3 separate regions of the Homo sapiens genome follow, and all the other regions are linked to region 3. The links are chromatin contacts, found by Hi-C in ENCODE. All regions are on one chromosome and are shown on one strand. The core of a region is the stretch at or near the end of the contact, and the rest is flanking DNA. Distances in the headings are between cores, read along the strand shown. Region 1 holds the start of LRIF1 (ligand dependent nuclear receptor interacting factor 1). Region 2 holds the start of RBM15 (RNA binding motif protein 15). Region 3 holds the start of CSDE1 (cold shock domain containing E1).

Region 1 (3,861 bases), core at 1,030-3,529, 3.8 Mb after region 3:
AAAATACAAAAAATGAGCCAGGCGTGGTAGTGCGCACCTGTAATCCCAGCTACTCGGGAGACTGAGGCACGAGAATCGCTTGAATCCAGGAGATGGAGATTGCAGTGAGCTGAAATCACGCCACTGTACTCCAGTCTGGGGTGACAGAGTGAGACCCTGTCTAAAAAAGAAAAAGAAAAAAAGAAAAGAAAAAAGAAAAAGAAAAAAAGGAAAAGAATCAAGGATTTTGATCCTTATCATAAGAGCAATGGGGAAACTGATTTTTTTTTTTAATGCAGTGAGATGACACCATCAGATTTGTGTTTCCATATGGTATCTCTGGCTGCAGCATTTACAGGAATACAAGAGTGGATATGAGGCTCACGCCTGTAATCCCATCACTTTGGGAGGCTGAGGCGGGGAGATCAGGAGGTCAGGAGATCGAGTCCATCCTGGCTAACACAGTGAAACCCCATCTCTAATTAAAATACAAAAAATTAGCTGGGTGTGGTGGCGGGCGCCTGTAGTCCCAGCTACTCAGGAGGCTGAGGCAGGAGAATGGCGTGAACCCAGGAGGCGGAGCTTGCAGTGAGCTGAGATTGCCCACTGCACTCCAGCCTGGGTGACAGAGTGAGACTCCCTCTAAAAAAATAAATAAATAAAAAAGGAGTGGATATGAGGGTATCCGTTAAAGCTTTACTAGACCAAGTAAGCTTGCTCTACAGTAGTAGTAATAGAAATATAAAGCAGACTTGTAAGATATTTAGAAGATAAAATCTGCAAAAGTTGGTGAATTGTATATTTTGGAATAAAAAAAGGAAAGTGTTAAGGATGACACTGGGATTTAGGCAACTTTAATGGAAGGAAGTTATTTCTTTCTTTCTTTCTGAGATAGCACTGATAAAAGAAAACGTGTAGTGGGGGGAAGAGAAGCAAGTCATAAGTGTGGTTTTGAACATGTTTCATTTGAAGGGGCTTTTAAAATAGCAAAAAGGATATCTCAACAATTCACTTGAACATCCAGGTATAGATCTCAGAGAAATCAGAACTGGGAACATAAATTTATGAGTCACACGGCAGCATAATGCAGTAGTACATGGTGTGTTTAGCCAGACAACCTGGATTTGGAGCCTGGCTCCATCACTCACAAGCTCTATGACCTCTAAAAATTTGTTCACCCTCTCTGAGCATCAGTTACTTCATCTGCATATAATAATTATTTTATTAGCTGTTAGGAGTAAATTAATTTTGTAAAACACTTAAATCAGTGCCAAGGACATACATGTGTTTGGTGGTAAAATAATGGGTGGAGGTGGTAATTCAATCCAGGAGCATGAATAAAACCACGAATCGAGACAAGACAGTTTGAAAACATAAGAGAATCAGTGATCAAGCTGAAAGGAACTCCCTTGAAAAGGGAGATATCTTCAAAAGAGATTGAGAAGGTGTAGACAAAAAGGTAGGAGCAAAACCAGGAAAGTATATTGCCAATGGCGTCAAGATGAGGGACTAATTAATAGTGCTGCGAGGAAAAATTCTCAAATAGTGTGAGATAAAGAGCATCAACTGCAATGGACAGCTGAATAAATGATTTAATGAATACAATGGATGTTCTGATGCAACTCCCAGATCTCCCTTCAGAAATAAAGGTCTATATGACAATAAGTGATAGTTTCGATGAACGTAGGCTGGAGGAAAGAGTTAAGTAAGTCTAGAGGCAAAGCTTCAGGAAAGAGGAGTAAATGGGAAACCTTCAGAGAAGCAGCAACAATAATCGCTGGCCACAGGCAGGCGTTTTAAGTTTTCTCAGGCCAGAAGTGCATGACTCCAAAAAAGCGCGCCGATGTCTTTTAATGCACTGACGGGAGAGAAAAACGTACGCTAGCGGCGAGCACAGAAGCAGAAAATTTATGATTGACCCCGGAAACATTTTATTTTGCGTAGGTGTCGGGAGAGCTTTCTTTTGCGATTTGTTCCTTGATCCGGAAGAAAAGATAGCAAATATCACTTGCCATTGGATTGCATCATAAGGGTTGGGCTTTAGCGAGCCAGTCACCTTGGCAACCGGACGTGACGACCCCGGAAGACGCCCGACCGAGCTTTGCTCCAGCTATCGGCTTCAGTGGGCGGGGCGGCAGAGCCAGACTGACGCAGTCTTCAGCACTGACCAGGCTCTGTTGGGGGTGGTGCCACCAAGGCCACGCCCCCTGCGCCTGCTCCGGCGGAGTCTGGAGAGTTGTCGTAGGCTCTGAGGGCGGAGACTCACGCCGATTCTCTCTCAGCGTAGGGCTGTGAGGGCGCAGTCCACCGCCAGGAGCCTTCCGGTTTCTGCGCGGTGCGCGACCTCGTCCCGAAGCCTGGGGATACACCCTCTCGAGAGCCCGCTGTCGCCCTCCGTTAAGGTCGAACCCCTCACAGTTGCTGTGGGCAACTCCAGCCCAACATTCCCTCGCTCTGGTTCTCGCCCCATTGGGAAACTCGGCCCCACGCTTCCCACTTTTCTGGATGAGGTGTCCCCTTTCTCCCCACTAAAATGTCAAATAACCTACGGAGGGTCTTCCTGAAACCCGCAGAGGAAAATTCAGGCAACGCCTCGCGTTGGTAAGTACCGGTTTCGAATCCTCCCCACGGCTGCCCCTCTGTCCGTCTTAGGGATGTGGAGTCGGCCGTCGTTTCCGGACGCTGTGTAGTTGAGAGGAGTTGGAGCCCGCAGAGTGCGCCACCCAGGCGGGAAGCGCTTGTCTCCGCGGCGCTTAAAGCCCATAGAGCGCTTTCCTCTGGGAAATGTAAAACCTCTTTAGAGCCTGACACAGCGGCTCCGCGGGACCCCAGCGTCTCAAGTTTAATAGGCGGACCGAGTAGATCTCCACGGGAGATGAAAACCAAGATGGCCGACGCTCTTATGTGACTCAAACCTTCTGGAAGATTCTCACGCACACGCAGAAACGCAGCAGTCAGCACGGATTAGCAAGTGCAGCCCTGGTGGCGCTGGACCTTCAGTGAAAATAGATTTTAATAGTGAGACAGAAAGGGTGTGTGATTGAAGAAAAAGGGCTTTAGAATGAGGAGATCGAATATTTAAAATTTCAAGTAATAGTTTTATGTGAAGAGAGAGAAGTAAGACTGGAGAAATCCTCGTGTAAAGTCAGTCCTTTTGAACAGCCTTTTTGAAGTAGGGTGTAATGAAGTGCCATTTCATTGGCTATTTATATTTGGCATGAGGAGAGTCCAGTATTTCTAAGGAAGATATTCTTGTAAAGTTAGAAAATAGATGATCAGTAACTTAGTTTTTGGGTTTTTTTTTTTAAATTGTATTACAAGGAAATGAATTGGAAACAATGTTAGCTAAAGCAGAATATTTTCACTTGTACTCTCACATGGTTAGTAGATTAAGTGATGAGGAAAAAATAGGGTCTGCAGACTCTAATAAGAAAATGAAGAACTAAGATGCAAAACTCATGGAAGAGGATTTTCGTTTGAAGAAAATCAAGCTACCTGGGGTTAATCTCAACTTTGCTAGTTAGCATTTGTGAGGCCAGGTACCTGTTTCCAGTCTGTAAATAATAGCACTTAGAAATATTTTAAAGATTAGGAGAATGAAATAATGTAAAATACGTCGTGTAGGAAAATAGTAAAGCACAATTTAAATGTTAACTATTACTATTATAAGCATACAACTTTAATTCTGTACAGATTTTAGCCCAGCAGGTAGTTTTCTTTAATTGCAAGTAGAAAACTCCATTGCAATAAAGACCGTAAGTAATGGTGAGTCCTTAAAAGCAATATTATAAAAGGAAATGGTCACTAATAGTAATGAGCCAAAATTCTGTTGAACTGTCAAGATAGAACCATTGTATTTCAAATCATAAAAAGAGCCATTTT
Region 2 (4,009 bases), core at 668-3,167, 4.4 Mb after region 3:
GATCACCTCTGTCCCGGTCCAAGGACCAACCATCCCGCCTGCGATCTAGGCTATCCAGTGGCTCGTAAGCAGGCACAGAAGTAGCTGCAGTCCGAGTGCTGCGTTCTCGGACTGGGGGTGGGGGTGGCACCCAATCAGAGTCAGGATAAAGGTCCCTATCACGATCTCTGTATAGTAAGGGTGGTGTCCTATCCCGAGCACCCCTCAAAGGGTCTGGTGCCCGATGTCCAAAAGCATCTGTCACCAGCTCATAATGAGTCAAGGGCAGAGGCTGCAGATACTGCTGCTGGTAACGATGTTCGGTGTCGGCAAAGTCTACTCTAAGGCGTCGATCTGGGCCACCAAGTGGGAAGCCCCGCATATGGGTCCAGGCAGCATGCGCTGCATCCAGGCTTTCATACTGGATATATGCCCAACTATCACCTTTTCGGTAGTCTATGGTGCGTATGGTGCCAAATCGATCAAATTCTCGTGCCAGGGCAGCAAGAGGAACCCAAGGTCCCAGGCCTCCCACCCAGAGGCGGGTGGTGGGTGTAGCTTTACCATAACCAATTTTGATAGGATTCCGAATTATAATTTTGCCAGACATTGCTAATTTGGCCCGGTGAGACATATCTAAGTTCTCAAATTTGAGAAAGCCGTAAGTACTAGTCTGGCCGCGAGAAGGCCTCTTGATATCTACTTCTGTGATGACTCCAAAGCGATCAAACGCCCTTCTTAAATCACTCTCCGTTACAGTGATGTCTAGGTTGCCCAAGAAGAGCGTCCGGTTAGCTCGCTGATCATCCTCGGGTGAAATCTCATCCACTTCTCTGAAAGGAGCAGCACCTGCTCCAGCTCCCACCCTTGGCTCAAGACTGTATGCAGGGCGCACTCTCTCATAGAACGGGTAGTCTCTTTCTCTCTCCAGGTCTCGAGGCAATGGTGGCGGAGGTGGAGGGGGCAGGCGGCCAAGAGCCAACTGCTGCAGCCGGTAGTCTCTGTATCCCAAAGCAGCGCCACCAGGGGAAAGTGATCTCTGGCCTCCACCACCTCCAGGGGGGTGCCGGTGACCACCTACAGAGGCCCCGACCACACTGGCTGATGGAGGATAAGTATCTTTGTCTAAAGGGGAGCGGCTGCGGCGCCGGCTCACATACACAGCTTCTATCTTCAGAGGCCGGTCATAGAGCACCAGGCGGCCTCTGGCATGCTTGGCCGCCCGCGCGTCCTCTGGCCGCCGGAAGTTCACAAAGGCTACCCGCTCATCCCCGCTGCCAGAACCCGACAGATGACTGATTTTCACACTTACATCACCGAAGCGTTTGAACTCATGAAACAGGCCGTCCTCCACCGCTTCGTCACTAAGCTGGGACCCCAACTCGCTTATCTTCAGAGTCTTGTATTCCGCGCCGTCCCCGCCGCCGGGAGCTGAGGAGGCGGCCCCAGAGGAACGTGACTCCCCGCCTCCACCCCGGGAGCTGCTGCGCGATTCGCCCCCGCCCGAAGAATTTTTGGTGCTCGGGGAGCTATAACTATGCAAGCGGCTACTGGAGCTGCCCCCACCGGTATCATACTCGCGGCTGCCACCTCGACTGCTGGACTTGTCCAGGTGGAGACTCCGCCGCGACCCACCGCCGCTATCGGTCTTTCCGCTGCTGCTCCCATTGCTGCCACCAGAGCCCCCTAACTTCTTGCTCCGCTCACCGCGGGAAGTCGAGTCCTCACCACCACGGGAGCGTTTGGCCTTCACTGGCGAGCGCTCTTTTCCCTTCATTGTTGCGGGTCGTCGGAGGTCGTCTCCGCGGAGCTGAGTAACCCGCCGCCCCGCGCTCGTTTCACACAGCGGAACCGCACGCCGCCATCTTGGACTCCGCCGCGGCACAGGGTCCCGCCCCGCAGTCCTCATTGGCCAATTGCTCTCTCTTCTACAGTCTCATTGGGAAAATTATTTGTCTATCTTTACATCTCCCCGCGCTCCAGGAAGGCGCCCGCCCAACCACTGTTATTGGGTTCCCAACCCCCTAGTCGGAGTACCTCATTGGTTACATTTGTTGTCTATCTTAACGGTTCCTCGCGCCAGACTGTAGCTCCGCCCCTCGCACTCTGCGGTCACGTGACCCAAAGTGTTGAGGTGTTGATTGGACAAAAAGTCTGCCCTGTAACGGTACTTCTTGCTCAGTGACAGCAGCAACCCACCTCCTTATCCCTTTCATTGGCTTATAAACCCGTCCTTTAAACCACTATTTGGGAGGTCGGGCCATCAGTTTCGGCGTTTTTTCCAGAGAGGCAGGCTCACAGCGATATCGCGAGAGACGGTAAGCTCCCTCTTTCGACCCCCTTTTTCCAACTCCTCCGGCGGCTAAAAGAAGTTTAAATCTGATTGGATGTCGGCAAGGAAGTTGATAGGCTGAAATAACTGTCCATCACTCGCTTAAAGGGGTAGGCCTGTATAACGGAGGAGGCTGACTGAAGGTGAAAGACTAGAACACGTGCTTGCTGTGCGACGTCACTTAGATGTCGCGAGAGGGTGACTGTGCGCCAGCCCCGCCTCCCCGCGTTTTCGGCGTTCTCCCCACAAACATTTGTTAAGTTCCGTGGGGTGTTTGGCTGTGCTTCGGCCCTTGGAGTTCGAAACTTCTGAGCTCCCCGCCGTCGTACCTGTGCCGGCCAAGGGGCGGGGCAGGCTTTCCGGCTGTCGGGGCCCTCCAGTCCCTCAGGAAGCCGTCCTGGGACGCCTAGCGGACACCATTTTACGTCGCTGTGGTAGCTGAGTGAACAGCCGGGGGGAGCCCCGCCCCCCGCGCGCGGGAGAGCGCCGCCCGCGGTCACCTGGGCCCGCGGGGCAGAGAGTTCACGGTTCCTGCAGCCTCGGGTCATGCTGACGCCCCCGGGCGGTGCTAACACGTAACACGCGGGACCTCGAGAGCTAAGAAGCAGGGCGACTAAGACGCAGCCCTCGCCCAGGAGCCCGTCTCTCCCGCGAGCTACCCGTTCCCGCCCAAGTACTCCGGGTAACCGAGGGGAGTGACCGTCGCTCCCCGCCTCGTGGCCCGCGGGCGGAGCCGGAACTGTCGGGACACCGCGGACGTGTCTTTGGGCGGCATGTTTTATGTTGCGAATCTGTGTGGATTTTTAAATTCTGTATTCCCCTAAAATAGCAGTGTTTTTAATATGTAATGCTTCTACCCTGAAAATCACCAAGCGAAATTTAGGCTCCATGCAGATATGTCACTTGTTTTTCCCCCTGTGGCTTCTTGTATCCCTTGGCACTCTTATTGTGTGTTAAAAGCCAGCAGCACAGGCACCTTGCGGCCGCTCCAGATCCACCTCGTTTGGCTCCTTCAGTCGTTCGCCGTACAACTTTCCTTTCCATAGTGCGTTACTGTGGCGGACAGAGCACCTGTGAGAGGTGCAGGCGATGCCGAGCTTAGGGGGGTATGGCCTGTGCCCCAGCACTCGCCGGTTGCTGGAGGGACGCAGCGCTGAGGTCACCACAGCCTTTAGACTGTCTGCAGCCCTCCCAGGTTCGCGCCGGGGCGGAGGTTATGAGGATTCTTGTATTGATCCGGTCCTCAACCCTATTTCCCAAGATCCAATCTATAGTAGAGGGTGTGAGGTGTTTTTAAACGTGACATTTTTCAAGGTAACAATAATATCCCAAAAGCTGAAACCTAAACTTAAAAACTGTGTTAAGATTAGGGACTGTAACCTAAATTTAGCCTTGGCTGAGCCATCCTTCTTTTTGTAAATAATCGTGAGGAATGTGAAGCTGGAGGCCTTCTATCTCTTGATTAGATCAAAGAAACTCGAAGGAAGAAGCTCAATTGTAAAGCATAAAAATCCACAATATTGTAATGTGTAGACATCTTCATTGTATTAAAATGGGAAATAAAACTTCATAAGGCATAAAATAATGTGTATAATACGCTACCATTTGTGGTTTTAAAAATGTTTGTATTTATGAGTATGTACATTTAAAAAATATATTTTCATGGAAACTTTCTTGACAAATACACGGGAAATTGTT
Region 3 (4,105 bases), core at 186-2,685:
TTTCTAACAACTTATCATACTGTTGTCCAGTGCTATTTATTCAACAAGCTTTTGAGAGTTGTTGAGAGCGGGCACTGTCAACAACCAGGGATGCAAAGATGAATTTCATAAGCTCTGTGCTAGAGTATTACTACCTAGTAAAAACTAATAATTACAATAGAGTGAGCTATGAAAGCATTGAAAATGAAGCAAATATTTGTGCTTAGGAAAGCGTGGGAAGGCATCAAAGAGAGCAAAAAGGCAGTTTTGAGGTGTTATACATGGGACTGGACACCAGCAACAAAGGTGGTGAGGAAATTTTTGAACAGAAATGGGACACGGCCTCCTCTTAGAATTCAAGAGGTTGAATTGAAGGTTGTCTTTCCTTCATTGCACTTATTCCAATGTGTATGTTTAGATTTGTTTTTGTGATCATCAATGATGCTAGACTAAAAGTTCCTTGAGGACAAGTCTATATCCGATTTTCTTTACAACTGTATACTTCCCAGTGGTTACACATACAACATGTCAAATAAATGTGTTGTAAGCAAAAAGTGGGTAGGAGAGTTCTCAGAAGACTGGCTGCTCATTATTTATCCAATACTGTCAAGTGAGAGAGCCAGTGAATCTGTGAAAACAGAAGCATTGAATCTGGGAAAAGCATTCCTCTCACCAGAGGAGCATGCTCTACTGTCTGGCAGGGGATAATCCATTGAACTTCCTGTGGTCATAATTACCCATTTTTCTCCTTCCTTCTTCCCCCATTGGATGAATCATCTCTTTGCTCTTATTTCAACCTTTTAATTACTGATCCACCCTCTTTGATTACCTGACACAACAGGAATATCTTTCGTAACTTGAAAGGTCAGTTGACTGAATTTGTTTCATTTTGTTTAGTGATTATGCAGCCTTGCTCACTCTTGTGCATCTGTTGCAATGTTTTTCGTGGAAAACAAAGGTCTCATTTAGATTTCTAAATTACCTTGCTACAAAGCTGACTCTATACTAATGAAATTCCTCTAAAACAGTAGACGTAAGAAAGAATGCTTGCACTATAAGAAGAAACGAGTGTGAGGTCCTTCCGGATTTTTGCTGGGAAAAGATAAATCATTTTTTATGACTCCTGAATATGCCATCAGAATTGTTGGCCTTCAAGGTTTACCCCATTATTGTGGGCTAAAACGTATTCAAACGCTCGAAGACTAGAGACGCCTAAAGCCACCCGCCACCCCTAGTGTCCAGGAGGAGTCAGTAAACACCGAGATTGCTTCCCGCAGCACACCCAAGAAGGAATGTAATGTAATGCAGCCACCATGTTGGTTGTGGTTAAGTGCAGCAAACTGCTTGGCGTCACTTAGCCCTGCTGCGCAAGCGTGTTGAGAGTACGCTTCACTCCGCCCCTTCTCGTGCACGCGCCCGGAGCCCGCAACTCTCGCGAGAGAAGCGAGATTTATTCCTACGTACCGGGCCGTGCTGCTTATGGCGGCGCTGGAGAGGGGGCGCTGAGCTGTTGGGGTGAGTACGACCTCAGGGTCCAACTGGGGGTAGCAGAAACCCAGGGGAAGGGCTGAGAATAAGACCAAGGCTAACGAGAAGCCTTCTGAGTCAAGGTGGGCACTCGTAGAGCTCTAGGTGGGGAAGAATGCACCCCGATTCCCTGCCCTGGGCTTTTTCATACGTCTCCCGTTCAACTGCCTGGGCCTCATGTCAGGTCGCAGAGCTGAAACGAGGAGTTGAGGCCAGCCGGCTGCGCGTGGTGGTAGTGGTGGTGGTGACTAAAGTGGGGGGAGGGAGCGAAAATGGAGGCTCCGACAGCAGCCAAGATGGAGGCAGAGGGTGCGGGGCTCGGGCGCGGAGGCTGCTGGGATCTGTAGTCTGGCTGCTTCCCCATCTGCGGCTTGTCTGGGGAAACGGGAACTACATGTCCCGGCGGGCGGGGCGAGGGGGTGGTGGCGCGGTCCTTTGTGTGAGGTTGGAAGAGCCTGAGACCGAGAAGAGGGGCCTACTTTGACTCTGGACCCTGTAGTTTCCTGGCCGTTACCTGCTTGGGAATCTGACTACCAGTACCAGAGCGCAGTGCGGCAGTGGCGCCTTCTTTGTGTATAGACTGAGACCCTGCTCCATCTAGATATCTTAGGGGAAGTGTTTAAAGACACCTTTCCCCAGCCACATCTGGCACAGTAGTGTGGCGGAATTGACATCGTTACTCCAGTCACCTAGAGCAGGGTCTCAGCACCCAACCTTCCCCTCATTGTCTCCCCTTCGGCGTCTTGAGAAAGGGAACCAGTCCCTAATCTTTTAGGCACGTGGCTCCCACCCCTCTATCTTGGGGAATGGGCGTGCGCCCTGAAAGCTCAGTAGTGTCCTCCCTTCCACCTCCTGTAGTTCTCATGGTGCCAGCGCCTGGCCCACCCACATTGTGCAATGAACGGCCTGGCTTCGTCATTCTATGTAGAATGTTTTAGAGTTCCCCCGTCGGAGACAGCTTCAAATTTTTGCCATGCTATTTTATCAATACGAAATCTTAGTGCCAAGGTTCTTTTGCTTTAAGGTTTTCCCTTAGAAACACCCAGATGGCGGCCGTCTTGCTTAACTCACAGGTGAAGCAGAGAACGCTCCCTGAAACAGGCTTGAATCTGCAAAGAATATCTGAACGTTGTTGGGCAAGTTAATTTTCGTGTTTTGCACCTTAAATGAGTAAAAGAATATGGCGCTCTTTAAACAGTTGGGAGACAGGGCGGAGAGGGAGAATGCTCAAAGGCACTGTGGTAGTTAAATCTTTTTGAGAGGCTTAAATTTTCATCAGGCTGGTATGAACTGGCAGTTCTCAGCCACTGCTACTAACCTACTTTTTTAGAATGTAGGTTTCAAATTATAGCCCACAGATATAAGCTACTCTATACTAAAATGCTGAGTAATTTTCATTTTGAGTAACTAAAGGCAAACATTCTTGATATTGCATTGAGGAGCACTATAATACATACCTTGGTTTTCTTTTGGTACTAACCAATAATGGATATCCTTGGTGTGGGTAAGGAGGGGCTTTATATACTTCAGTAGGGATATACCTGAGTCATAAAACTTAGATAAATATTTGGCCTTCTTTTTGTTTCGTTTTAGCCCTGGGACTAAAATAAAAGAGAAGGTAATAGTTTGGTTTTGCAGCTGTTCTGGATGTTTACCATCGAGATGATTATTTATAGCAGCTGAGTTGAAAACTAAAGTATTTGAGGCACAGAAGATAGGTTTTCTTTTTTTGTAAGTACTGACTTAAGTGTGACCTTTAGCGAGTGTGGGTGAAAATCTGGTAAAGTCCTAGCAAATCAAAATTGAAAGCGTGAAAGCTGACGTGCAGTCTGGCTTTACCCTCTACCCTTATTTTCCCTTCTCCCCACCTGAAGACACATCGTGTAGGGCCATCGATTTTTGTTTTAAACAAACAAAATGCTAAAATATCAAATTATGCTGGAGCATTCATAACATGAAATTTAGTGTTCCAGTGTTTTTCATTGTACAGTTCAGTGGCACTAAGTCTATTGAAACTGTTGTGAGAGCCATACTTTCGACAAGGTAGTTAAAACATGGAAATTTTGGAACGATGTTCTTTTGGACAGATTTTTGAGGAGTTGAATTTCAGGACTGTATTGCAAAATGAGATAAAAATCTTGATCTTGTTAAGTAAACACAAAGAATTGATGTGCCTTCTTCTTAGCTTTGTCCTTGCAGAAAACAGAAGAGGAAGCACTTTGAGATCTATTTTGTAAGCTTTAATAGCTAGACTGTTGTAAGTGGTGAAACTACTATGGTGAGAGTGACTTGCTGTTAAATCCCTTCTGCCCAGTCAGGATTTTAAAAAGTCCTTTGTTTTGATATTAGAATGTTTTCCACTTGCATGTGTGGGTACCTAGTTAAAAACAACACAAAACTTTTTAATATTTTAATGTCCTTTTATGCTGAGGTAAAACAGTGTGTGGCTGAAAATTATCAGTTTCCCCTATGTTGCACATGTAAGCTATCCGTTGATTTGCAGCTACAGCCGGTACATAACCAGTTATTTGCACTTCTTTTTCTCCAATTTATTAACAACAAGCTTCTATGCTAGATACTGCCTACTTTTATTAGTGAA

The links. Hi-C counts contacts between places; a loop is a spot of excess contacts on that map. Pooled maps may share reads with other maps.
Region 1: a pooled map of heart left ventricle shows a loop between it and region 3 (12-fold over the local background). The contact joins the promoter of LRIF1 here to the promoter of CSDE1 in region 3. A Hi-C loop is called at or near these places in 1 of 37 single-sample maps with no recorded cell type and 9 of 50 pooled maps.
Region 2: a loop to region 3 is called in a map of naive thymus-derived CD4-positive, alpha-beta T cell, with 20 times the contacts of the local background. The contact joins the promoter of RBM15 here to the promoter of CSDE1 in region 3. A Hi-C loop is called at or near these places in 1 of 168 maps with a recorded cell type or tissue (naive thymus-derived CD4-positive, alpha-beta T cell), 3 of 37 single-sample maps with no recorded cell type and 10 of 50 pooled maps.

Annotation. Positions count from the first base shown.
Region 1 is chr1:110,962,340-110,966,200 of GRCh38, reverse strand. LRIF1 (ligand dependent nuclear receptor interacting factor 1) reads left to right here and starts at 2,279. Exons shown (of 4, transcript NM_018372.4): 1 at 2,279-2,580. The coding sequence starts at 2,513. RefSeq lists enhancers at 2,411-2,620, 2,155-2,691.
Region 2 is chr1:110,337,285-110,341,293 of GRCh38, reverse strand. RBM15 (RNA binding motif protein 15) reads right to left here and starts at 1,917. Exons shown (of 3, transcript NM_022768.5): 1 at 1-1,917. The coding sequence starts at 1,888. LOC124904276 reads right to left here. Exons shown (of 1, transcript XM_047437983.1): 1 at 2,291-4,009. The coding sequence starts at 2,859. The coding sequence ends at 2,353. RBM15-AS1 (RBM15 antisense RNA 1) reads left to right here and starts at 2,123. Exons shown (of 4, transcript NR_036595.1): 1 at 2,123-2,297. RefSeq lists enhancers at 929-1,378, 750-1,488, 1,459-1,578, 1,609-1,908, 3,049-3,238 and 2 more and a silencer at 2,679-2,948.
Region 3 is chr1:114,755,314-114,759,418 of GRCh38, reverse strand. It overlaps CSDE1 (cold shock domain containing E1), which reads left to right and starts at 1,435. Exons shown (of 20, transcript NM_001007553.3): 1 at 1,435-1,494. RefSeq lists enhancers at 1,229-1,518, 890-1,883, 1,719-2,038.